2 separate regions of the Homo sapiens genome follow, and region 1 is linked to region 2. Evidence: chromatin loops called from intact Hi-C (ENCODE). Cell type or tissue: mammary epithelial cell. All regions are shown on one strand. Links, peaks and the distances in the headings refer to the core of each region. The heading gives the core; the rest is flanking DNA.

Region 1 (11,898 bases), core at 2,883-7,882, 54 kb after region 2:
ACTCCACTTTCTGCAGTGCAAGGAGTTTTCTAGACCCTACTATCCTGTGTGGCAGCCATGAGCCACGTGTGCTTATTGAGTGTTTGAAATGCAGCTAGTGGGACTGAATAGCTAACATTTTAAATTAGCACGTTTTTAGCCATTTAAAGGGACAGAGCCACACATAGCAAATGGCTACTAAACTGGACACACAGTTCCAAAGTATAAATCTGACAAAGTCTCACTACAGTGCAACACGATTCAAAATATTCCCATTTCTCTTTGGTTAAGAACCCAAGTCTCTACGCCAGCTTGCAAAGGCTGTGATTAATCTCCCACGGACATGTTCTAGGATGAGTATGCACCATCTCCACCTCAGCATCTGTGGACCAAGCCCTCTGCCCTCCCTCTACTTTCGAAACCATGCCATGTTCCTTTCCTGCTTGGGGCCGTCACTCAGAATATACTCTCTGTGGAATTTTCTCCTGCATGTGCCTCAGCCCACACATCAGTATCCTTCTCCTTCAGGGAAGCCTTCTCCAACCAATGATTTTCATCATCTCTCCTGGACCTGCTCATACCATCCTCTTCTCCTTCCTATCACTCCAGGGCCACATTGTGAAATTATGTATTTAGTCTTTTAGTTTTCTGATTAAAGCCATTCTGCCTCTATTTGTTTCTGATTGCTACGTAACAAGGTATCACAAACTTAGTGGCTTAAAATAACACAAGTTTATTTTCCTACAGTTGTGGAAGTGAAGAGTCTGAAATGGACCCATAGGACTGTATTTCTTCTGGAGGCTCTAGGGGAGAATCTGTTTGCTTACATTTCCCAGCTTCTGGAGGCCACCTGAATTATTTGGCTTGCAGCCCCTTCCCCATAGCCAAAGCCTCCTGACCTTTCTGCCCACCTCTTTTGTCAAAGACCCTTGTGATTGATTGTATCCACCTGCATAATCCAGGTTAAGCTCCTCATCTCAAAGTTCTTCATATCTGAAAATTTTTTTTTGTCATGTAAGAAAATACAAGTTCTGGGGATTAGGATTTGGACACTTTGAGGGATCAAACCACACTTCCCAACTTCATTATAAATTTTGCAAGAGCAAGGTCTAACTACCATTGCCAAGTACGGTATCTGGAACATTGTGTGTGTGTGTGTGTGTGTGTGTAAGTGTAAATATGTTCAATAAATGAACAAACAAACAACGTAATCTCTTTATCAGAAAGAAAGCACCTTGCAGAAGAAACCACATACCCACAGCTTACTAAGCAACTATGTAGCCCATATATTTTTGGACACTACGATTACCACTCCTCTTATACCAACTATAAAGAGAGGGAGAACTACAGCCCCTAATTAGCCTGTCCTCTTTGTAAGGTTTGTGAATGCGTCTGTCTGGGCTCTGGCCTGCCTTCTCTTTCCTTCCACCAGGCTTGTTCAGCATCACTGTTGCCAGTCCTTGATTGATAACTCACACATTGAATTGATCATATCCTTGAATTAGAAGGCAGATGTCACATGAACAGGAATCCAGGCAAATCAAGGCAAACCCCTTGGAAGTGGCCACAGTATTTGGTCTGACCCCATGGCAGCACTTTCAAAAAGTTGTTTATTTTTTTCTCTGAGGATGTTGGGTGGAACAGCAGAGATTAATAGGTTTCCACAAGCCACAGTGGCCATTTTTCAGATCATGGGTTCATATACATCGAAACATACATACACACACACACGCATATTTATGTATAATCTTTTTTAAGGCATACAACAAAAATCTCATGTTGAGAGCTGTTCACCCATCAGTAAATTTCAATATATATATTCATAAATCGTGCATCATTCAAGAATGCTTTGGAGCTGAGTGGGTATTAAAGTCACCAAATCCAATTCCCTGATGTCTCTAGCCCCTTCTATTCTCACTGAGGAATCTGGGGTCCAGAGCATGGAATTTGTCACAGGCCTACCCATGTGCTGGTGGCAGGGAAAATAATTTGATTCCCTAGGTCTGTGCTTTTTCAATAGCCACAGTTTCTAGAAATGATTCCTAGAATTTTGTTCCTTAGGTTTCTCATATTCTGATCTTGTTGTGAATTTGGATTTAGAGTCTAACAAACAAATCTAGATGAAAAGCTTGGTCCTACTCACTTCCAGTGCTTTTGGCACTGACCAAGTTAACTTCTCTGACCACTTTTTCTTCATGTGTAAAAGAAAAGAGAGGCGGCCGGGCATGGTGGCTCCTAGCACTGTAATCCTAGTACTTTGAGAGGCCAACGCTGGTGGATCACTTGAGGTTAGCAGTTCAAGAGCAGCCTGGCCAACATGGTGAAACCCCATGTCTATTAAAAATACGAAAATTAGCTGGGCGTGGTGGCGCGTGCCTGTAGTCCCAGCTACTCAGGAGGCTGAGGCAGGAGAATCGCTTGAACCCGGGAGGCGGAGGTTGTAGTGAGCTCAGATGATGCCACTGCACTCCAGGCTGGGCGACAGAGAGTGAGACCTGGAGAGGGGAGGGGAAGGGGAGGGAAGGAAGAAAAAAAAAGGGAAAACAGAGGGAGAGAATATTAGCTTTCTCATGTGCTTGTTGCAAGGATTAAATGAGACAATGCTTGCAGAATCACATTTTACTGTATTTATTGACAGAGCATTCTGTCTCCCTCCTCTCCTTCCTTCCCCTTTGTGTCTGCCTCTTTGGAGACCTGTTCTTCTCTCTGCAGTATGTCAGTTCATCGCCACGCAATATATATCAAGGACTACCATGAGTCAGAGACTCTGCCAGCACTGGGCAAAGAAGGAAGAAGGCCTTGTCTGGGACATCATGGTGCTTAAAGTCTAGAGAAGTGTCCAGAGAAGTCAACAAGTGGGAAGGTATGGTGGGTCAGGGTGATTCAGGAGGCACAGCTGGGCCATAGGAGAGAGAACCCGGCCTAACTTAGGCACCAGAAAGCATCTAGTAATAAAAGTGATATCTGTGCTGACACCTATGGAACATGCAAGTATTAGCATAGGAGACCAGGACAGTGTTCCCAGCAATGGGACAGGTATGAGTGAAAACCAAGAGGTGAATGGCACAGACCACGGAAGGGTGGAGAGAGAGGTTTAATTGTGACTGGATCTTGAGTTATGGTGTGGGGCTAAAAGGCAAGACTCAGAGTGGGCAGGGGAGAATGCAGCAGGATTGAGAGACCAGGCCTAGGGTAGGGAAGGAAAAGAGATCCATATCCCCTGAGGTCGGTCCATTCCTGCACCTGACACTGAGCTGGGCCTTGAGGATGTAGCAGGGGAGGAAACAGAGCAGCTCCCTGATTCCATGGCCTTCCAGTCTCTCAGGGAGCAAAGCAAGAGGCATGGCTAGCATATATGAGGAACTCCAAGCATAGGAGTTACCAGGGAATCAAGTGTGGGGCTCTGGATCACAGACCACAGGAGAGACAGAGATTTCCAGTAGAGCCCAGCTCCTCAGGCTGCCCTGGAACTTTACAGTGGTCCATGGTATATGGCCTCCCTGGGCTCTTACATCAGGGCTCACAGAGTCAGGAATGTGGGCTTTTCAATAAAAGTGCAGGCAAAGGGCCCACAGGGAGCCCTGGCTCAAATGAGCTTTTATATTTTTATGTGGAACATAATCACGTTTAGCCATGATCGAGGCTGCCCGTTACTGCTATTAGAGCGTTTATGGTTCTAAGGGGGATATGAGACTTTGACAGTACGTGCTTGCAACTAAAAGCAACGGGGTGTGCTGAGGCTAGAAGCCACCTTGAAATGCCAGGAACACAGAACTTAGGCTGATGTGCATTGCCTTTGAAAGCTGGACTGACAGGGCTCGGTGTTCACAGGTTCCAGAGAGGGTCCTCTCAGGAGGGACAGTGGGGTCATAAAAGTAATAACCACCCAATATATGTAGGTTCTTTGCATGCTTTATTTATCATCTTCAGGATCCCTAAAGGTCTTTCCCATTCATTAGGCCTGTTTTCCATGTGTTGAAACCCAGGCTCAGAGAGCTTAGTGGTTTCTCCCAGAGGACATAGTCAGCAAGTGTGTTAGTTTCTTGTGCCTGCCATAACAAATCACCACAAACCGGGTGGCTTAAAGCAATAGAAACTTACTCTTTCTCATTTCTCAGAGGCCAGAAGTCTCAAATTAAGGTGTGGGCAGCGTTGGTTCCTTCTGGGACCCTAAAGAAGAAATTGTCCCTTAGCTCCTATGGCTGCTGGCACTCCTCCGCGTTCCCTTGGCTTGCAGGTGCGTCACCCTATCTGCTCCTCCCTCCTCACGTGGCTTCTCTCTGCGTCCCTGTATCTTCTGTATCTTCTCTTCTTCTTTTAAGGATGCCAGCCATAGAATTTGGGCCCACCTTCATGTGGGATAATTTCATCTTGAGATTCTTAGCTGAGATTCTTAACTGACTGCCTACAAAGGCCCTCTTTCCAAACAAGCTTACCTTCTGGGATTCTAGGTAAACATGAATTTGGGGAGGACACTATTCAACCATGACAGTAAGTAATGGAGACAGGGACTGAGCCAGGCCTGTCTTGGTGCAGCCACCCACACACAGCACACATGGTTGGATGATGCTTCATTTGCTCACAGCCCCTCTGCTTCCCTGTGCTCCAGAGCCCCCCCACAGCTTTGTCTTACTTCCTCACTGCAAGCTGGCTCCAAACCACTTCTCTCTAGCACAGACCAGGTCTCTGCAGAACTCTCCTTAGCCAGGGACATAGCCCTGAAAGAGTCACAAAGCCACCAGAAACCCTATAGGGAAACACCATGGTACAGAAAAGAAGCGAACCCTACTGCTCTTGGAATGTGACTCAACACTGAGTCTTAGCTCTGCTTCTCATAAGCTAGTGACTTTGGGTAAGTTCCCTCACCTCTCTGAGCCTCATTTTCCCTATCTGTAAATTGGGTACAACATCCATTAGGTGTGCTTTTTGGAAATAAGTAGGTTAAAGAGCACACAGCTTCTGAAGGTTCCTGGCAAAGAGTAGGTGCTCATCAGATGTTTGCTGCATTTGAATCTATTTGCTTCTCTCAGTGACAGAGGGGGAAAGTGTGACCCCTAAAAAGAGAAAGGTTATTTGGGCTCCGTCAAGTACAAGATAATATATGGGAGTAGCTGTAGATATAAATGTACATGTATCAGGCACAAGCATACATATATACACATGCATATACCCCAAATGTGTTGAATCATTGTTCTGTGGAAATATCTATGCCCCATTTATCGACCCATCCATCCATCTCTTCAGTTGAGAGCCTATGCTATGTATCAGATCCCGTGTAAATGCTGCACTTACTTATAGTAAGTAAGTGCATTTAATCTTCACACCTAACCTTGAGGTCTCTAGTTTCATATCCTATTGTACTGACAAATAAACATAACTTCCCCAAGTTGACTCACCCAGAAAGTGTCTGGGGAGCAGACAGCATGTGCAGTTACCTCTTCCTGGCTGGGTCAGGAAAAAGTTGAGGGAAAAGGTGGCATCTGAGTGGTGCCTTGGAAAGGCAGCAGCCACACAGCTCATGAATCATCTGTGGCTCACTATGCGGTGGAGGGAACATGGGAAACAGAGCCAGATAAATTCAAGTTTGTGCTCTGGCTCTGCTGCCGGCTGGCTCTGTGACGTTGAGGTACTGACTATATCTTTCTGTGCCTTTATTTATTTTGCATATGTTAAAAGTGGATGAGGCAGGATATGGTGGTTCACACCTATATTCCCAGGGTTGGAGGATTGCTTGAGGCCAGGCTGGGCAATGTGGCAAGACCCCATCTCTACAAATTTTTTTTAAGTTAGCGGTTGGGGGGTGGGCGTGCATGGTGGTACATACCTGTAGTCCTTGCTACCGGGGGAGGCTGAGGCTGGAAGATCACTGGAGTCCAGCAGTTTGAGGCTGCAGTGAGCTATGATCACACCACTGCAGTCCAGCCTGGATGACCAAATAAGATCCTGTCTCAACAAAAAGTGGGGTGATAAGAGAACTCATGAGATAAATGTAGGTAAAAGGTATAAGGATAGAAAACTGTTTGGCAGGACCAGTTAAAGCAGAACGTGATGCACGGGTGTATAACAGAAATGCACATGCGTGTGCATGTGCATGCACATGTGTGTATGAAGAGACATGCAAAGAATGTCCATTGCAGCACTATCCATAACAACTCCAGATGGAACTAACCCAAATGTTTACCTATAGTGAATATGATACGCTATGCTATATTCACATGATGGAATACTTTAGAGCAAAAACAATGAACAAAGTACAACTACCAGCAACAATATAAGTGGATCTCGCCTATATAATGTTCATCAAAAGAAGCCAGTATGTACTGTATGATTCCAATTACATAAAATTAAAACACAGGCAAAAACTAATATATGGGGTTAGAATTGGGGTTAGTGGGCTGGACACAGTGGCTCACGCCTATAATCCCAGCACCTTGGGAGGCTGAGATGGGTGGATCCCTGGAGGTCGGGAGTTTGAGACCAGCCTGGCCAACATGGTGAAAAAATACAAAAATTAGCTGGGCATGGTGGCACGTGCCTGTAATCCTAGCTACTCAGGAGGCTGAGGCAGGAGAATCACTTGAACCCAGGAAGTGGAGGTGGCAGTGAGCTGAGTTCATCCAGCCTGGGTGACAGAGTAAGACTCTGTCTAAAAAGAACTGGGGTCAGTGGTTTCCTTGGTAGGGGTGAGAGTGAGGGTGGAAGATGGTGAGAGGATGTACCTGGGGCATTGGCCACATTTTCTTTCTTGACCTGGGCACTGCTCCCAAGGAGTTATGTCTGCGAAACTCCTCGACCTGTAGAATTATGTCCTGTGAAATTTATATACATATATACATGTAAAATATTTTAATAAAAGTTTTTTACTCCTATGGCACAGCAGCTGGCTTCTAGAACATTTTCAGCAAGTGCAAGTTTTCTTTTCTTGAATGATTGAATCATCTTGAATGACTGAATCACAATCTCTCCAAGAAAAGAACCCTCCATCTGCATATGATGTTCTCAGTGACATCAAGCCACTGGGGCACTCACAATATGGGGAAAGGAGCCATGCAAAGGGCCAGGAAGGCACAGGAGAAAGGTCAGAACGTTGGAAAAGAAGAAGGGAGGCAGGCAGGGGGTCTTTCTCCTATCAGTTTAAGTATCTGTGAGTTCCCGGAGCAGAGATTCCCTGATGAATATAAAAGTAGGCATCTATTTATTAATGGTGCCATCTATTTTTTTTTTCCCAAAGTTTTGAAAATCAACCTGGACTCTCAGCAGTATCATCCAAATCTCTGCAGATCAAGCCATTGCCCACCTGGCCAGCTTCCCCTCTGCAGCCTTTTTTTCTCACCCCCAGATAACCAGTCACACTGACCTTTGCCTGGCTTCCATATCTCCAGTTCTCAGCTTAAATAACAACCCTGCCTAAAATCCCAGCCCTTTGGGAGGGCAAAGAAGGTGGATCACCTGAGGTCATGAGTTTGAGACCAGCCTGGCCAACATGGTGAAACCCCATCTCTACTAAAAATACCAAAATTAGCTGGGTGTGGTGGCACGTGCCTGTAATCCCAGCTACTTGGGAGGCTGAGGCAGGAGAATCACTGGAACCTGGGAGGTGGAGGTTGCAGTGAGCCCAGATCGCACCATTGCACTCCAGCCTGGGAGACAAGAGCAAAACTCCCTCTCAAAACAAACAAAACCCTCAGGCCACATTAACTTCCTCCTCCTAAAGGACTCTTTTTCATACATCTGTGTTCTTTTGTCACTTTGGAATTGTCTCAGATTTTAATTCATTAACACTCATTTGTCTCTTTGCTTGTTTATTTTCTGTTTCCTCTTCTCCCATGTTCATGTCCACCATTAAGTGCATCATTGCCCCTCTCCAGTGAAAGCCAGCAAGCAACCTTCACACAGCAGCCTCATAAAAGACAGTCCTTGAATACATGGAATCAAAGGCATCTTAAGTTTGTTCATAGAAACAATAGATTTTCTCCTCCCTTAAATGTTTAAACAGCAAGAGTATTTTCACACAGGTAATTCCAGATTATACAGATCCTCAAAATCCTAAGTTATTGTAGAAGGGTGTTTGCAATACAGGGGTTAGAAACTATAACGCAGGAACCAGAAAAGATGTGAATGAATGACAGAGGGCCAGATATCACAATAGGGAGTGGTGGGGACAGCAGCAAACTGAAAGCCAGTACATGACCAAGCAAAATTCAGCAACTGCCTGTCAGTTCTGTCCAGCTGCTCCCATTTTGGAGTGCAGATGTCTTGTTGCCAGATCCCTCAGTTTTCTAAGAGAGGACATCAAAACCCCACATTTTTAATGTCAACTCTACCAGTGTTTGAATACTGGTAATGCATTTAGCATTTCTTAACAGGTGTCTACCCAGTGTACAGCAAACTATTTCTGTAGGCTGCCCGCAGTTGACATCCTCCATTCTGACCCTCGCCAAGCATTTCAGAAAAGGTAGACAGGCCTGCAGAGAAAGCAGATGGCTCATCGCACATCACACAGTGAGTATGTGGCAAGGTGCGGTCTGGAACGCAGGCTCGGAGCTCAATGCAGTTTCCACTTCACCCACAATGAGAAACACCTCTGTGCACACATTTGACTTAATTGAGATAAATCAGCCATCATAAAATTAAATTATGTCTCAAATTAAACATACTATATGGAAAAGGTCCTATGTGCATCTCTTTATTGGCATTACATGAAAGCCCATAGCTCACTTGTAAGAGCCCATCACAACAATCTTAGGGAAGAGGAAGAAGGCTGTTTCCACATTTGACATTAATTTCCAGCCAACCTGGAGTCAGGGTGTCCCTACAAGGTGCCGTGTTGGAAAATGCTCCATTGTGAGACCTGAGCCCTCGCTGCTTGCAGCAGCCCCTTTTTAATTCTGTCTCAGCAGCTCGGGCCTAACCCTGTTATAGAAAAAGTAATCGTAAATCTGCATGAAGTTTCTGATGATTAGTTTTGCTTGGAATTGGGCCAAAGAGTCAGACTTTTGCCAATTGCATATGTACATGTAAGTTCTTTCAAGAAAGAATTTGTTAATCCTTCCCACTAGGCTGAGGGTAAGGAGTTGAGGGGCCTCAAGGAGGAGACACTCTCCCTGACTTTACTTTATGCTGAAAGGTTGTGCAGCCACCTTAGTAAATGCTCTAATGACAATATTGTCTCACTTTATCCTCACTGTGGCGCAGACGGACACAGATTATAAATTTTTTAGACAGACGAGGAAGCTGAGACTAATTTTTGGTAACTCGCCTAAGTGTACACAACTAGAAAGATGTTACACTTGAGTCTGGCCCTCTCCTCTCTGATTGCAAAGCCCCTGTTGCACAGACACGCAGCTAACATGTACACATTATTCTATATCAAATGATGCCAACTACTACATTTTACCAATTAGGCAGCAGTGAATGATCCATGCTGCTGATTATCATCTACCTGGCTTCCTTCCCCCTTCTTCTTAAAACTCTGATAATGTGCAGGGCATGATAGCAGTTGACTTAAAGAGGAGAATGAAAGAAATTAGAAAAGAGAAAAACCAGCCAATGGTAAAGTGGTTCCTATGCTATTTAAAATAATATTAAATAAAGAATAAAAGAATGTAAAAAGAAAAAAAAGCAGTGCAAGAGCTCCGAATTACAGGTATAAGGATTATTTTAAATTTCATTTAATTAACCAGTGCTCCATTTTGACAATGAACAGTGGGTTTTTGATGGGTTACAATGACTTTAGAAGTTAGAAGATAATAAGAAAGCAGTATGCTGAGGTCGACAGTCAAGGGCTTGGGTTTCAGGCAATCAGGGCTTATACCTATTCTCACCCCTCTCTACATTCCTGTCATTTGACACATTACCTCATCTCAACCTGTGTACGCAGAATAACGACGGCATTCCCTGGTAATAGATTAAATTTCCAATCTAGTCAGAAGCAGGAAAACAGAGGCCTCCAGAAGGGAATTCCCACAGGCTTTAAATTGACCTCCTATTTACACCCACACCCATGTACCCCACCTTCTTCTTGTTAGTAGGACTTGGAACCATAGCTACCTGATTCTGAAGTCCCCTAGGGTATGGGAATTGGAATTTTAAGATGTTACTGTATTCGCATTGTGGATTTTGTTATTGCAAATGTGAAAGAACTTGCCATTCCAAAGTTGAGATAGCTTGATTTTCAGGCATTTTTTTCAGGCATTTGAGTTCTCTCCTGATGGCTGTGGGACCACTAGGCAGGAATCACTTACAAGTTGTGGACATCTGTGAGAACACACACACACACACACACACATACACACACACGTGTGCTGGAAATTCTAGCAGGGAAGATGCAACAATTCCACCCTTGTTGCAAGGCATCTCTGGCCTAAGTTCATTTGGGTAACAATGTGGAATTGAGAATCAGGCAGACTTGGTTCCAAGTCACTCACCAGAGGAAGCCAGAGTGTGTGGGTGCAGATGCAGGAGGGAAGGTAGAGTGAAAGCACATGGACGTCCTCTTCTGATGGTTTCTATTTTACCACTCAGTGCTACAATAGGAAACTGATTTCTTACCAGGGGAGAGGATGGGGGCAAAGAGAGGAGACTGAGTTTAAAGAACAGAATGATTCATCTTTTTAAGCTATTGTATTCCCACCAGATGAAGGACAGAAAAGCAACTGTCATTGAGCAGGTTTAGGTCATCACATATTTGGAGAGTTTTAAGAATCCTTTAGAGACCATCTTTCTTCATTTTACAAACAGAAAACCAAGTTCTGAAGAGAGATTAAATGCTCCCTCTCTTCTTGGAACAGATTAAGGCAGTGGTTCTCAACTGGGGGCTATTTTGCCCCCTATCACAACCCCTGCTCATCTCTACAGGATACTTGACAATATTTGGAAATGTTTGTTGTCACAATTGGGGAAGGGGAGAGGGAGAGGTATTGCAACCAGTATGTGTTGACTGGAACCAAGGATGCTGCTAAACATTGTATAATGCATGAGATAGCCCCCACCACAAAGAACAATCTAGCCCAAAGTGTGTCAAGAGTGCATAGGTTAGAATACCCTGAATCAAACTGACATTTAACTTGTACAAAGCCATATTACACTCTCTAAACAGCCTGGGCATTTGGTCAACCAAAAATCTTTGAATACTCCCTCTCTCCAATTGTTTGTGACCCCATAGTCCTTAAATAATTGTCTTCTCTGGAGCTTACCACGTGTCCTTAGAGTTCTTGATTCCTATCTTCTAGAGTTAACAACCAATGTTTGGAAACATTTAGGTGTAATAACTGTCAGATAGAGGTGCATGGCTGAATCAGGAAATAATAAAAGTTACATTTTCAACTAAGAGAGACCCTGAAATAAAAGCTAATAGAAAAACTGAATCTTCAAGGGTGTGTTATGAGTTTAAATGAACTACGAGCTAAAATAAACTAGCTTGATCTCCCAACACAAATGGCAATTGTGGGTTGAATTTAGTTTAGGTATGCTGCAGTTGTAGGTAAACACACTGAATGCTAATGGTTTTATAATAGTCTTATTAATTCACCCTTCGTAGTTAATGTTTAAGATAAACTCTGTGTCTTTAGAGTAATTTATGCATTCCACTTTTAGAGAATTCCAATTGAATGAATATGAACCTAATCATTTTACACAAATGTTCTCCAAGGAGGGAGAGGAAAGTATGAACCGGGCAAAGACTCCCCACTGCTTTATTCATAATGGATCAGCCAATTCATTCCTTATTAATTTAATGGAGTACAAGTAAGCAGCGTAACAGCTTGAGTTTAGGAGTGTTTCACAAATGGGGCTTTTTGTCTGTAATCACTTAATCCTGCAGGCTAGGCCTCATAAATTGAATAAAAGAGGGAACTGGGTTTTAATTAAGTCCAAAGAATGAGGCTGCATCAAAAACACAAGCACCACTGACAAACACAG
Region 2 (11,898 bases), core at 3,395-8,394:
CCCATGTTGGAAGTGGGGTCCCATAGGAGGTGTTTGGATCATGGGGGTGGATCCCTCATGAACAGCTTGGGGTGGTCCTGTGGTAAAGTGTGAGTTCTTGCACTATTACTTCATGGGAGATCTGGTTTTTTTAAAGGGGGTAGCACCCCTCCCCTTGCTGTCTCTTGTTTCTCTGTCTCCATGGGATCTGTACATTCTCAGTCTCCTTCCCCTCCCACCATGATTGGAAGCTTTCTGAGGGCCTCACCAAAAGTAGGCACTGGTCCCATGCTTCCTGTACAGCCTACAGATCCGTGAGCTAAATAAACGTATTTTCTTTATAAATTACCCAGCCTCAGGTATTCCTTCATAGCGACACAAGATGAACTGAGACACCCTCTTTTCTTTGCATCACTTTGTTATTCTAACCTTGCTTCAATACTACACTCATTTACTGTAGCTTTATAATGATTCTTGATATTTGATAGTGTACATATACTACTTTCTTTTCTCTTCTTCAAGATTGTCTTGGCTACTCTTAGCCCTTGAAAATTCTACACAAGTTTTAGAAGTTTGTCGATTTACTAACACATAGAAACCTGTCAATTGTTAAATAAAGACTGCATTGAACATATAGGTACCTTTGGAAATAATCAACATATTGCTATATGCCTCCATTTATTAAGTCTTCCTCAATTTATTTCAACGATATTTTATAGTTTTCTGTGTAGAAGTCTTACACATCTTTCATTAGGCTATTTCTAATAATTTAATGTGTGTGATGCTATTGTTAATGCCATCGTTGTCTTAATTTTATTTTCTAGTTATTTGCATATAGAAATACAACTGATTTTTGCACATTGACTTTGTATTTAGCAACCTTGATAAATTCGGTTCTTAGTTCTTATATTTTATTTGTAGATGCTTTTAGATTTCTACTTTTCAGTAATGTTAATGTCTGCTAACGATGGTTACATTCCTTTATTTCTTATTGTTGCATTTCTAAAATTTGTATTCCTTCACTTACTGAACCCTGTGATGCAACATTACATAGAAGTCACAATAGGGGACATTCTTGTTTTATTCTCAATTTCAATGGAATGCTTTAAATATTTCACCATTAAGTATAATTTTTGGTGTGGATTATTTGTTAGTTTGATTTTTGCAGATATCCTTTATCAGAATAATGCTTTTCCTTAGGTCAACTCAGCAAGTATTTGTGATTATGCATTATGTCCAGTCTCTGTCTTAAGCAAAATAATAATTTTATAATGAATAAGGCCAGGTGCAGTGGCTCATGCCTGTAATCCCAGCATTTTGGGGGGCTGAGGTGGGTGGATCACTTGAGGCCAGAAATTTGAGAGCAGCCTGGCCAACATGGCAAAACATTGTCTCTACAAAAAATACAAAAATTAACCAGGCATGGTGGCATGCATCTGTAATTTCAGCTACTTGGGAGGCTGAGGCATGAGAATTGCTTGAATCCAGGAGGCAGAGGTTATGGTGAGTCAAGGTTGCACCACTGCACTGCAGACTGGGCAACAGAGCAAGACTGTGTCAGAAGGAGAAGGAGAGGAAGGGGAAGTGGGAGGGGCAGGAGTAGGGGAAGGAGGAGAATTTTATAATGAATAAGACACTGTCCCCACTCTGAGGAATTTATCAGGGTGTAAAATAGACAAATAACAATAGAGATTGACAAAGGGAATCAGAAACACAACTTACTTGTTCAGGGAAGGTAGGGAAGGCTCTGAGAACACAAAGCATGATAGAAGAGGATCAAAGGATGAGAGAAATTATTTTCAAGCTAATAAGAATGACATGCAAGGGCTACTTCCTTAGAAACTATTTTCTGGGTCTTTGTGTATACATGTAGACCTTAGAGATAAAAGATTACCCTAGATTTCTGTACAACATCAAATTTGGATAAATCTAATATTCTCACATATTCCTAAAAGAATTTGTCATTGAAATAATAAAGAATCCTGTGGTAAATATTTTTAGTGAAAATTCCTGAGTTCTATATATTTGAGTTTTCTAAGAATATTATGTGAACCAAAATGCTGAGAAAGAAATTATGTTTTCCATCCCACAAGTCCATTGTTAGCTCTCTTTTCATTTCCTGCCTTATTTGCCAATAATACCACAGAAAATGAGGGGAAAAAATGGTTGTCTTACAACAGATAACACAGCAAGTGGTTTAGAAGTATTTACCTTCTGTAACCATGATATATACCAAGTGCTAAATAAACACTTGTTGATTTGGCTTGGCCTGGTTACAAGTGTAGCCTCCCAAAGAAAATAGTTTAGTCAGAATTATATTACCTTGAGCCAAAGGCTGCTGAAAGACATACAAATCAAAGACCAGGTGCATGGGATCTTTCAGTTTTAATATTCAAAACAGAAAACAAAAATGGTATCTGAGAGTAAGAATAGGTAGCATTTTAGAATTGGTTTCCCAAGAGGAGTCACTAGACTCATACATCATTTTGGTGACTGTTTTAACCAGAATGTCTCAAATAACTTTAGCTTTGCAAATAGATTACAAAGTTCTGTACATGTCTACCTTCTCCAGGAGAATCACAACCCTTCAAGTTCATCTCCAAACATCTAGCTTTATTTTGAAAGCAGAGAATGGAAGAAAAATGGATTCAGACCAGGGGTCACAAAAATTGAGGGGTTTTGGCTTGAAGTCTGGGGGTAAAGTTGGCATCCTATAAATATCACTTTGGGATTTATCATTGTAGGGCCTGCCAGCCAAACTTCTTAGGCCAGCATTTGCATCTCTTTGCCTAAGAGCTTTGTAGGTCAGAGTCCATTCTGCCCCAAGTGTTAAAGTGTTAATGCCCCCAGTTAAAGCACTCAACAATGACTGCTGGGTATCTGTGTATCTCTGTCAGGTGGGAACTCTAAGCAGAGTTCTACACTGGTTCTCAGAGTTCCTCAGTAGGAGTAAGCTTTTTACTCACAGAGGTAATTTGCTGTTTCACTTTCCCAATCGTCTATCTATTCATGTTTTCTGGGATCACCTCCTGGATAAACCATGTGCATGTTCATTTGAATTCTTGCCTCAGGGTCAGCTTCTCAGGCAACCCAAACTAACAGAGGTTGTTTTTGTTTTAAACAAAGACCATCATTACCCATCCCTCCCCACACCTCTTCTATTTAAGAAGATGGTGGCATCATCAAAAAAAAAATCACACACTCTCTGAAGGAGCTCACACATTTTGCAGTGGGGAACTTGAAGCAATTATCTGGACAAGTCAAGTCAAAGCTACTGTCAATGAGAATCGTGGCTTACTGGAGCACATGCATTGGTTTTTGCTTCACTTATTTGCATAATTGCCTAGATTCTCAGCTTAGTGTGTGTAGACCTGATGAAGAACAATTAATGATCTAACATGAGGGGGACCCATTTCTGTGGCTTCTGGCCAAGAGGGAGACATATCACTGTCAAAGACAGCCATCTGGGGAGAATCTCTCAGGGGGAGAATTTTCCCTTTCAATTAGGAGCAAACTAAAAACCATGATGAAAACTGCTTTTTATGAAATCAAGCCATGGAAATTAAACTTTCAGGAAAATAGTTTAAATTTTAGCCTTGGAGCCCTCTCTGTTGTTCCATTGGAGAATTTTCCAGAACGTGTCAGACTTTGCTATAAGCTTCTATAACAGGCTTGCTTTTGACGTTTCAGTGAATTCGGTGAATGTTTGTCTGAAGAAGTAGTGTAGCTTTGGGAAGAAAATTGCGTTTAAATTCCATGTTTATTCCTGCTATAGGGGAATCATTGTAATAAGTGAAACTCTAGTCTTAGGTTTCTGTTCAAATTAGAATATGCAATAAAATTTCAAAAAATTAGTGAATATAAGTTTTAGAACAGTTCCTTAATCTAGTGGTTGAGTACTAGAATACTAACAATGAGACTCAGTGATATTACATGAAGAGTAAAAGATCAACAAATAGCACCAAAAAGAAAATCAGCTTCTCTGTTTCTTGTTTATATTAATTGCTGGATCTCTTTGAAGAGCCAAAAATTGAATTTAAGACCTTTAGTTCTTTTAAGTCTCTCTAACCAAACTTATCAGAAAAAGATAATAACATCTTCACCCATTCGTCACTATTATTCTATTTATATATTTCTAAGATCAATCAGTACAACACTGATGAATGTGGTTTAACTAAAACGGCTCCAATATTATTTTCAATATATTCCCTTAATCTAAAAAAGCTATATTATTTTGGCTGAATTATAGGCAAAATAATATAGCTCACAGCAGAACCTGGTGGCTTCAGATGGTTAACATCAGGAATTTTTTGTTTTGTTCTGTTTCTTTGTTTTCTTTTTTCTTTCTTTCTTTCTTTTTTTTTTTTTTTTTTTTCTGAGACTGAGTCTCACTGTGTCACCCAGGCTGGGGTGCAGTGGCACAATCTTGGCTCACTGCAACTTCTGCCTCCTGGGTTCAAGTGATTCTCCTGCCTTAGCCTCCCGAGTAACTGGGATTACAGGCCTGTGCCACCATGCCTGGCTAATTTTTATATTTTTAGTAGAGACGGGTTTCACCATGTTGGCCAGGCTGGTCTCAAACTCCTGACCTTGTGATCTGCCTGCCTCAGCCTCCTAAAGTGCTGGGATTACAGGCATGAGCTACCACGCCCAGCCCCATTTCATTTGTTAAAGCACAAATCAGAACAATGAGTTAGTGTCTTCTTCCCATATGTGGAAGACTTGCTCAAACAAATCCATGTCGCTGACAAGTCGCAGCTACAAGTTTAGCTTGGGGATGACCAGGGGGAGTTGCCTCACCTGGAGTGAGGTCAGATTCAGAAAATGTTCAGACTGAATGATCCACACTGAGTTTCTTTTTGTTTCTCAATCACTGCATGCCATGTCTTTCCTTGGGGCTTTGTATCCACTTTTCTCGGTGCCTGTAACACTCGGTAGCCCGCCATCCGTCCACCACCCCCACCCACTTACTCTCATGCTGCTAGGATTCATATTTCAGGTGTTAGTTTACATGGGGTTTTCCCAGAGGAGGTTGCTCTTTATGCGCTTTTTGCACTTTTGCTATCTCCATCTTCACTCCACTTCTAATCCTTGGTTGGTTTGTCTGCCCATCTCAGCTCACGACTTATCTGCGTCCTCCCGCCCACGTGTTCTTTGACTATTCCTCCAAATTGGCCTTGGCATAGTCTCCCCTAATCTGTGCCATGGCCGACTTCTTTTTCCATGCCCTTCCATTCATAGCTTCTCCCTTATTCATGCTCCTGGGCTCCTTTCTTTTCTTTATTGCAACATTTCCAAGGTGTTTCCAGGAGCCCTTCTAACTCTGAGATTCAGGAAATCTGGATTTATATACCCACTCTGCATTTATTTATATGTGATCTAGGAAAAATAACTTCTTCTGGCTAGATCTGATCTACCACAAAAGTCCCCAAAATGGACTAAATCAGAAGTCAGCAACCATTTTTTGAAGCAGCCTGATAGTAAATGTTTTAGACTCTGCCGGGGTGGACTCCCATCTGAAGGTTCTGGGGAAGAGCATGTTTCCAGGCACATTTAGGTTGTTGGCAGTATTTAGTTCCTTGTGATATAGAATGGAGGTCTCCATTTCTTGGCTACCATCAGCGGAAGCCGCTCTCAGCTCCAAGAGGCTGTGCTCCAATCCCTCCATTGTCAAAGTCAGCAGCAGTGCATCAAATCCTTCTTGTGAGTCAAATCTTTCTAACTTCCTCTCCTGCCACCAACTGGAGAAAATTGCTAATCTTCCTATCTTCAAGTCAAAGAATTGGTAATGTTAATTACATCCGCAAAATCCCTTTTGTCATGTTAATGTAACAAAATCATGGGAGTAATAGCCAGCATATTTATATTCCTGGAGATTAGAGCAGGAAATCTTGAAGACTTGGGGAAAATATTTTTTTACAATTCTGCCTGCCACACTTAGAGTGGGCTTTGTGCATTGGCCCTTGACTTCAATCTGTTCCCTTAGACCTACAGTTATTGGCGTGGCTCTGACAACACCTTCCTCTTATTTCTGTGGCTGACATCTGTTGATTCACTACATCCCCACTAACCCTGGTGAAAAGATACCTGCCTCCACCTCCCACCTCATTCCCAGCATTCCCTTCAGGCCTCATTTACATAGAACTGGAAAGTGACGTGGGAACTTATTTCTACGTTCACCCTACTCTCCAAGCACCAAATTTTAATCCTAGTGTTTTTGTTTGTTCGTTTGTTTTCTCCCCACACCACCTCCCTGTTTTCAGGATAAGGGAGAATATCTCCCCTTCCATAGCTCTCCCAGGTCCACTCTGAATCTTAGGGGAAATCTATGCCTTCCGGGATTTCTCTACATTACTATGCCCCCTTTCTTTAAGGCTGGCTGATCCTCAAAGTCATCCCAGTTTACTCTTGGCTTCAAAAAATGCTCAGAATAATGAATCACAACAAAAATGAGTTCTCCTTGAGATGAGTCAGCTGAGACAAGAGTGGAAACTCATGAACAGAAAACCAGTCTAACTTGCTTTGCCATTCGTGGTAACTTGGTTTCCGGACATCATTGCTCCTGGAAAGAGAAATGGTGTTTGACAGGAGCCAAGGAGAATCCTTGCTGTCATGACTGAACAGAAAGATGTTTTCACAGAGGCTAAGAAACGGGGGCGGGGTGCAGGTTTGTATTATCTGGGGGTAAAACACTAGGTTCTACTGCACATCAAGCCAGAAGACAAAGCCAGGAAGATGAGAAAACCAAATTAAAATCAGTCAGAAAAGAGAATCTTCAAGGCTGAACATTACCTCCAAGAAAAATGTCCCCAAGTCAGTATCTAAGAAGGTGAATTGAAAGAGGCTTCTATGATCAAATATGAGGGAGGGGGAAATGGGTGGGAAAGAATTAAGCAAGTTTTCTGACTGCAGAATATTTCACTCTTTAAATATTTAATGGGCATCCAGAATGTCCAAAGATGGGATACAGCAGGGTCAGTGAACTTTTTCTGTAAAGGGCCAGATGGTAAATATTTTAGGCTTTGCAGGCCAAATGGTCTTTGTCGCAAGTACTCAACCCTGCCATTGCAGCAGAAAAGCAGCCACAAACAATATATAAATGAAGAGGTGTAGCTGTGTTCCAAGAAGATTTTGTTTACAAAAACAAGCAGGGGGGTAGGATTTGCCAGAATTTGACAGCCTGCAAGGATAGGATATACAACATTAACCACATTTATTGGATCACAGAATCCCTCCATTCATTCATTCATTTGTTATTTTTATGGGACAAAATTAGGAGTTCCACCAGCAAGGCATGACTCTGGTTCACTATTGTTTCATGAAGGCAAACTCGGAGAATATAAGGGAAATAATGGATATATGGGAATATAAGGGAAAATAAGGGAACTCGGAACACAGAAGACTCTCAAACAAAATTTGTTGAATAGAACACATGGAATTAAGTAGTACAACAAAAAAGTCTTTCCAGGAGAATGAAATACACTGATGAGAGTTGATATATTTGAAACAATGATTCAGAACAAGAAGCAACTATGTTTTAGAATAAAATAAAAAGGAGACTAGAAGAGAACTCAGGATGAGGAGAAAGAAGAGGAGGCAAAAAATAAGGAAAGAAATATTATCAAAAGAAGAGGGGGAGGAAAAGGAAGAAGAGAAGGAATAAAGATGAGTTTCCACCCACAAGAAAATGGCTTTCTCTGCCCCTGGCTGTGTATGAGAGCATCGGCATCAGTGTCCTGAAAGGGAAAACCTTTAATGAGGTGCTAAAAAACCCTCCTTGGCATTAATTAACAAGATCACTAGGCTGTCATAATTGCAGAAAGATAAATCATCAAGAGATATTTCTTAACAGAAATGCAGGTCATTACAAAATACTGTTTAAAGTCACATTTACATATAAAAGGATCAAATGGATGTTGTTCCACTTGGCACCCACATCCCCTCCACTCTCCACTGTGCTCCATGCACAGGAATCAGCACACAGCTCCAGGTAAGCCAGGGGCTTTGAAATCTTTACAGAGCATCCTCCCAGAGGGGCTTGATGGATGCAGAGATGTGAGAACTGAAGGAAACCTTTGCAGGCAAAATTTCAGGACTGAAACACAGTGTCTCCGCCTGATTAACTGCCATTTACGTTACTAAATGCCTGAATCCCTCACTTCACTGGGGTCTCCATGAGACCATTGGCCTTGTCTTTTTTTTTGTTTTTTCTGCATTGTGTTCTTAATGTTCAGCCTGTACTAGGACACTCAGTAGATGCATGTTAAAAGCAGTCATCAATTCTTCAGGACTCAGCTAAAAAGCTGCCTCCTTTCAGAAAGTTTCCCACATGTCCCAGTCTGGATGAAGGATCTATATCCTGAGACACTGTGGCATCCTGTGCTCTCTTGTGTGGTGGGACTTAGAGAAGTAAATTGACATGTTTACTGCAGCAATATTTACAATGGCAAAGATATGAAAGCAAGCTAAGTGCCCATCAATGGATGAATGAATAAAGAAAATGGTGCATATACACAATGGCATATTAGCCATAAAAAAGAATGAAATCTTGTCATTTTGCAGCAACATGGATAGAACTGGAGGTCATTATGTTAAGTGAAATAAGCCAGGCAAGGAAGGACAAATATCACATGTTCTCACGCTTATGTGGGAGCTAAAAAAAAAAAAAATCTCATAGAGGTAGAGAGTAGAATGGTGGTTATCAGAGACTGGGAAAGGAAGAGGGGAAAGAGGATGAAGAGCAGTTGGTTAAAGAGTACAAAAATACACTGAGAAGAAATAAATTCTAGTATTTGATGGTACAGTAGGAAAATTATAGTTAACAATAATTTATTGTCTGTTTTAAAAAACCTAGAAGGTATTTGTAGTGCTCTCAACACACACACACACACACACACACACACACACACACACGCACACAAAGATAAACATTTGAGGTAATGGATATCCCAGTTACCCTGATTTGATTATTATGCATTGTATTCAGGTATCAAAACATTATCACATGTACTCCCAAATAATATACAACTATTATATAACAATAAAAAATAAATAAAAATAAGTCATGTTGCTAATACATACCTTTGAAGTGAATGGATGTTATGGAAATGACTATGTCTGTATTCTTCCTTCCAAAAACCCACAACCCCAGTCCAATCATGAGAAAATCACCTGCCAAAACCACACTTGAGGGCCATTCTACAAAATAGCCGATGATTTCTCCTTAAGACTCTCGAAGTCATCACAAACAAAGTCAGAGAAGCTGTCACAGCCAACAGGAGCTGAAGGAGACAATGATGACTAAATGTAATGTGAGATCCTAGGTGGGAAAAGGATACTAAGAACTAAGAAAATCCAAGGAAAGTGGAGAGATCAGTGAATCATAATGTATCAATATTGATTCATCAGTTGTGACAAAGGGCCCACATTAATGCAAAATGTTAAAAACGGAAAATGAGTGCAAGGTATAGAGACGATCTGTAGTTTCCTTGCAACTTTTTCATAAATCTAAAACTACTGTAAAATAAAATGTTTAAGAAAACAAAATTGTGAACGAATAATAACAGAAAAACAAGGCCCCCATCAACACACTGGGGAGGGCTACCATTGTTTATGGTGAGAAAGGTGCCCCTTGGAGTTACGCAAACAGGCCTGGCTCATGCTGCACCACCCACACCTCTTTAACTCTAGGCCGGCTCTAAGTGAGGACCCTGGGTATGGCGCCCACTGCATCCCTCACCAATCTTTCCCAGGTATCTTTTCTGTCCCATTGATAGTAGCATTTCTATTATGGCCATTGTTGCTTGATGCTTTCCGATGGAAGCAGAGGCTCCCCAACTTTGAAGTGCTAAGAACCACCTGGGGGTTCTTGTTAGAATGAAGGTTCCTGGGTTCCCTCCAGAGATTTTGAGTCAATCTGTCTAAGGTGAGTCTAATTCATCTTTATTTTTAACAGACCTTGGAGGTGATTCTGGTTCACACATTCTGATCAACCCTGATGTAAAAGGCTAAGCCCATTATGAAGTATCATTCTTTCACTTTTGTTTCCACATTTAGCACTGTGATGCTAGGTACCATGTGCTTGGCAGAGAGTTGACACTCAATAAATATTTGATGAAAAAATGAATGTGTGCATGCATGAACTGTCAAGCTCAACCTCCTAATTTTTGTTCTATTCAAGAACTCTGACATTGGGTGTCATGCTTAGGGATCCGTCACTGTTAGGGAGCTGCAAACCATAGGGAATTAGACCAACAAACAATGCCCACCAACACCCAAGACCCTCCTGTGTGCAGATTGTGACTGAGAGCCAACATGGTGGGAAAGATTTTCTTTTCAAACGTGAGAGGGCTTCCTGCCATATGTTCTGAACCTCAGGTCATTTTGCGATTTCTTCTTTTTCTATTTTGCAGGCTCAATTAGGTGGGTTGGTTTTCTGAATCAGCAGCTCAGTCATTAGTTTGGTTGCAATTGCAGGTAGAAAACTGGAGGCACTTTTTCCCCCACAGGCAGAAAGGTGCATCTGCCATTAACTAATTGCAGGCTGACACACACCTGTTGTAGAGGCTAGACGCACGCAGACACACACCTTGATATCCAAAATGCAGTCTCTGACCTGCATGGCAGGAAAGACACAGAGGATTTACGCTCTGAAGAGGTGAGGTGTTTGGGCAGAGAAAACCTCCTCTTTCTATGGGGACTCATTCAGAGGTCATCCTTTGCGTGCCCTCAGGAGCAGAAGGACACATGGGAAGGTGGAACATTCTCTGTTCCCAGAATTCTTTTAGAATGGCCGTCATTGTTTAAGTTAGAATATTGCCGGTTAATTGTTGGCTCCCAAAGAAAAATTATGAGCAGGGGAACGGTTCTGCATGGATTTAGTGTATTTGAATAATTTAGACCCCCGCCGTTAATTTGACAGGATTGTTTTTCTCTCGCAGTAGCCTGCTGCTACAAGAATTAAAACTGTCGGGAGTAGAAGGGGCTGTGTTGGAGCTTAGTAATGAGGTTTATCAGTCAGTAAATGATTTTATACAGCAAATTAAATGGTAAATTTTGTTTGGGTGGTAAATATTTAGAGAATAAAGATATCTGGTTAATGAGGAGGGCTGGTGTTTAAAAAAAGAGAGAAGAAAAAAGGAAATGTCAACCTTTTAAATCTTGAATGTAGTTGGGATGGGTTGACAATTTGCTCACTTACAGCTCTCTCTCTCTCTCTGTTTAAATAACAGAGAATGGCTTCATTGTTTTTTATTTAAGGACCCACTGGAAATTCTTCCCACCCATCTTTGACTTGTGCCTACCACCAGAATGAGGTAATATCTCTCTCACAAGGTTCTTAAGAACAAGTAAGAAAATAGACCTATTAAAATGCTCATGGAGTAACACAGTATCTGGCCCAAGGTTCATTTTTTCTACTATGATGTGTTTTTAAACACAGATACTCCAGAGGCATGCTTGCCGTTATCATTGTCTCTCATAACATGTTAAATTTAAATTTATGTTAATTAAAATTGCATTTAAAAAATCTAGTTCCATGGTTGCATTTGCCACATTTCTGGTGTGAATAGTTACATGTGGTTAGTGGCTGCTGTGTTGGACGGCACAGATATAAACATTTCCATCACCACACGGAGATATGCCCTAGAATCTGTCTAATAACTGTGTACCTTGAGCTGGGGCACCCAGAAAACAAGGAATACCTGGGATTATTTAGTTGGTACAGAATTTTCTTCTTATCATTATTATGTATTATGTATCTGTATGTATATGAAAAAGAAACAGTATGCTATACTTTCATGTACATACATATACTTTCATATACATACAGATATTATGTATGTGTATGTATGTATACTTTGATATACATACAGATATTATGTATTTGTATGTATATGAAAAACAGTATAACTATAACTC

What was found. A loop is a pair of places that touch in the nucleus more often than their neighbours do. Peaks named below come from ENCODE experiments on the same cell type or tissue, not always from the same donor. Only the 100,000 strongest peaks of a DNase experiment are listed, where the experiment ranks them.
Region 1: it touches region 2 in a loop (2.3-fold over the local background); 1 of 110 quality-filtered maps calls a loop at or near these places.

What each region holds. Positions count from the first base shown.
Region 1 is chr16:80,153,534-80,165,431 of GRCh38, forward strand. It overlaps DYNLRB2-AS1 (DYNLRB2 antisense RNA 1), which reads right to left. Exons shown (of 6, transcript NR_120307.1): 3 at 6,699-6,773; 4 at 5,804-5,922; 5 at 4,081-4,149; 6 at 2,425-2,474. LOC105371357 (a long non-coding RNA gene) reads left to right here. Exons shown (of 3, transcript XR_001752272.2): 3 at 2,692-2,756. Among named protein-coding and RNA genes, the nearest start is that of LINC01228, 330 kb to the left of the region's middle. In mammary epithelial cell, for the core only: no CTCF peak of the experiment used is centred there; a DNase peak (open chromatin) is centred at 5,448.
Region 2 is chr16:80,098,870-80,110,767 of GRCh38, forward strand. The region is part of intron 2 of LOC105371357 (a long non-coding RNA gene); the gene reads left to right. It overlaps LOC105371358 (a long non-coding RNA gene), which reads right to left and starts at 10,706. Exons shown (of 4, transcript XR_933777.4): 1 at 10,568-10,706; 2 at 9,061-9,260. In mammary epithelial cell, for the core only: no CTCF peak of the experiment used is centred there; DNase peaks (open chromatin) are centred at 4,782 and 6,482; H3K27ac peaks cover 3,081 bases.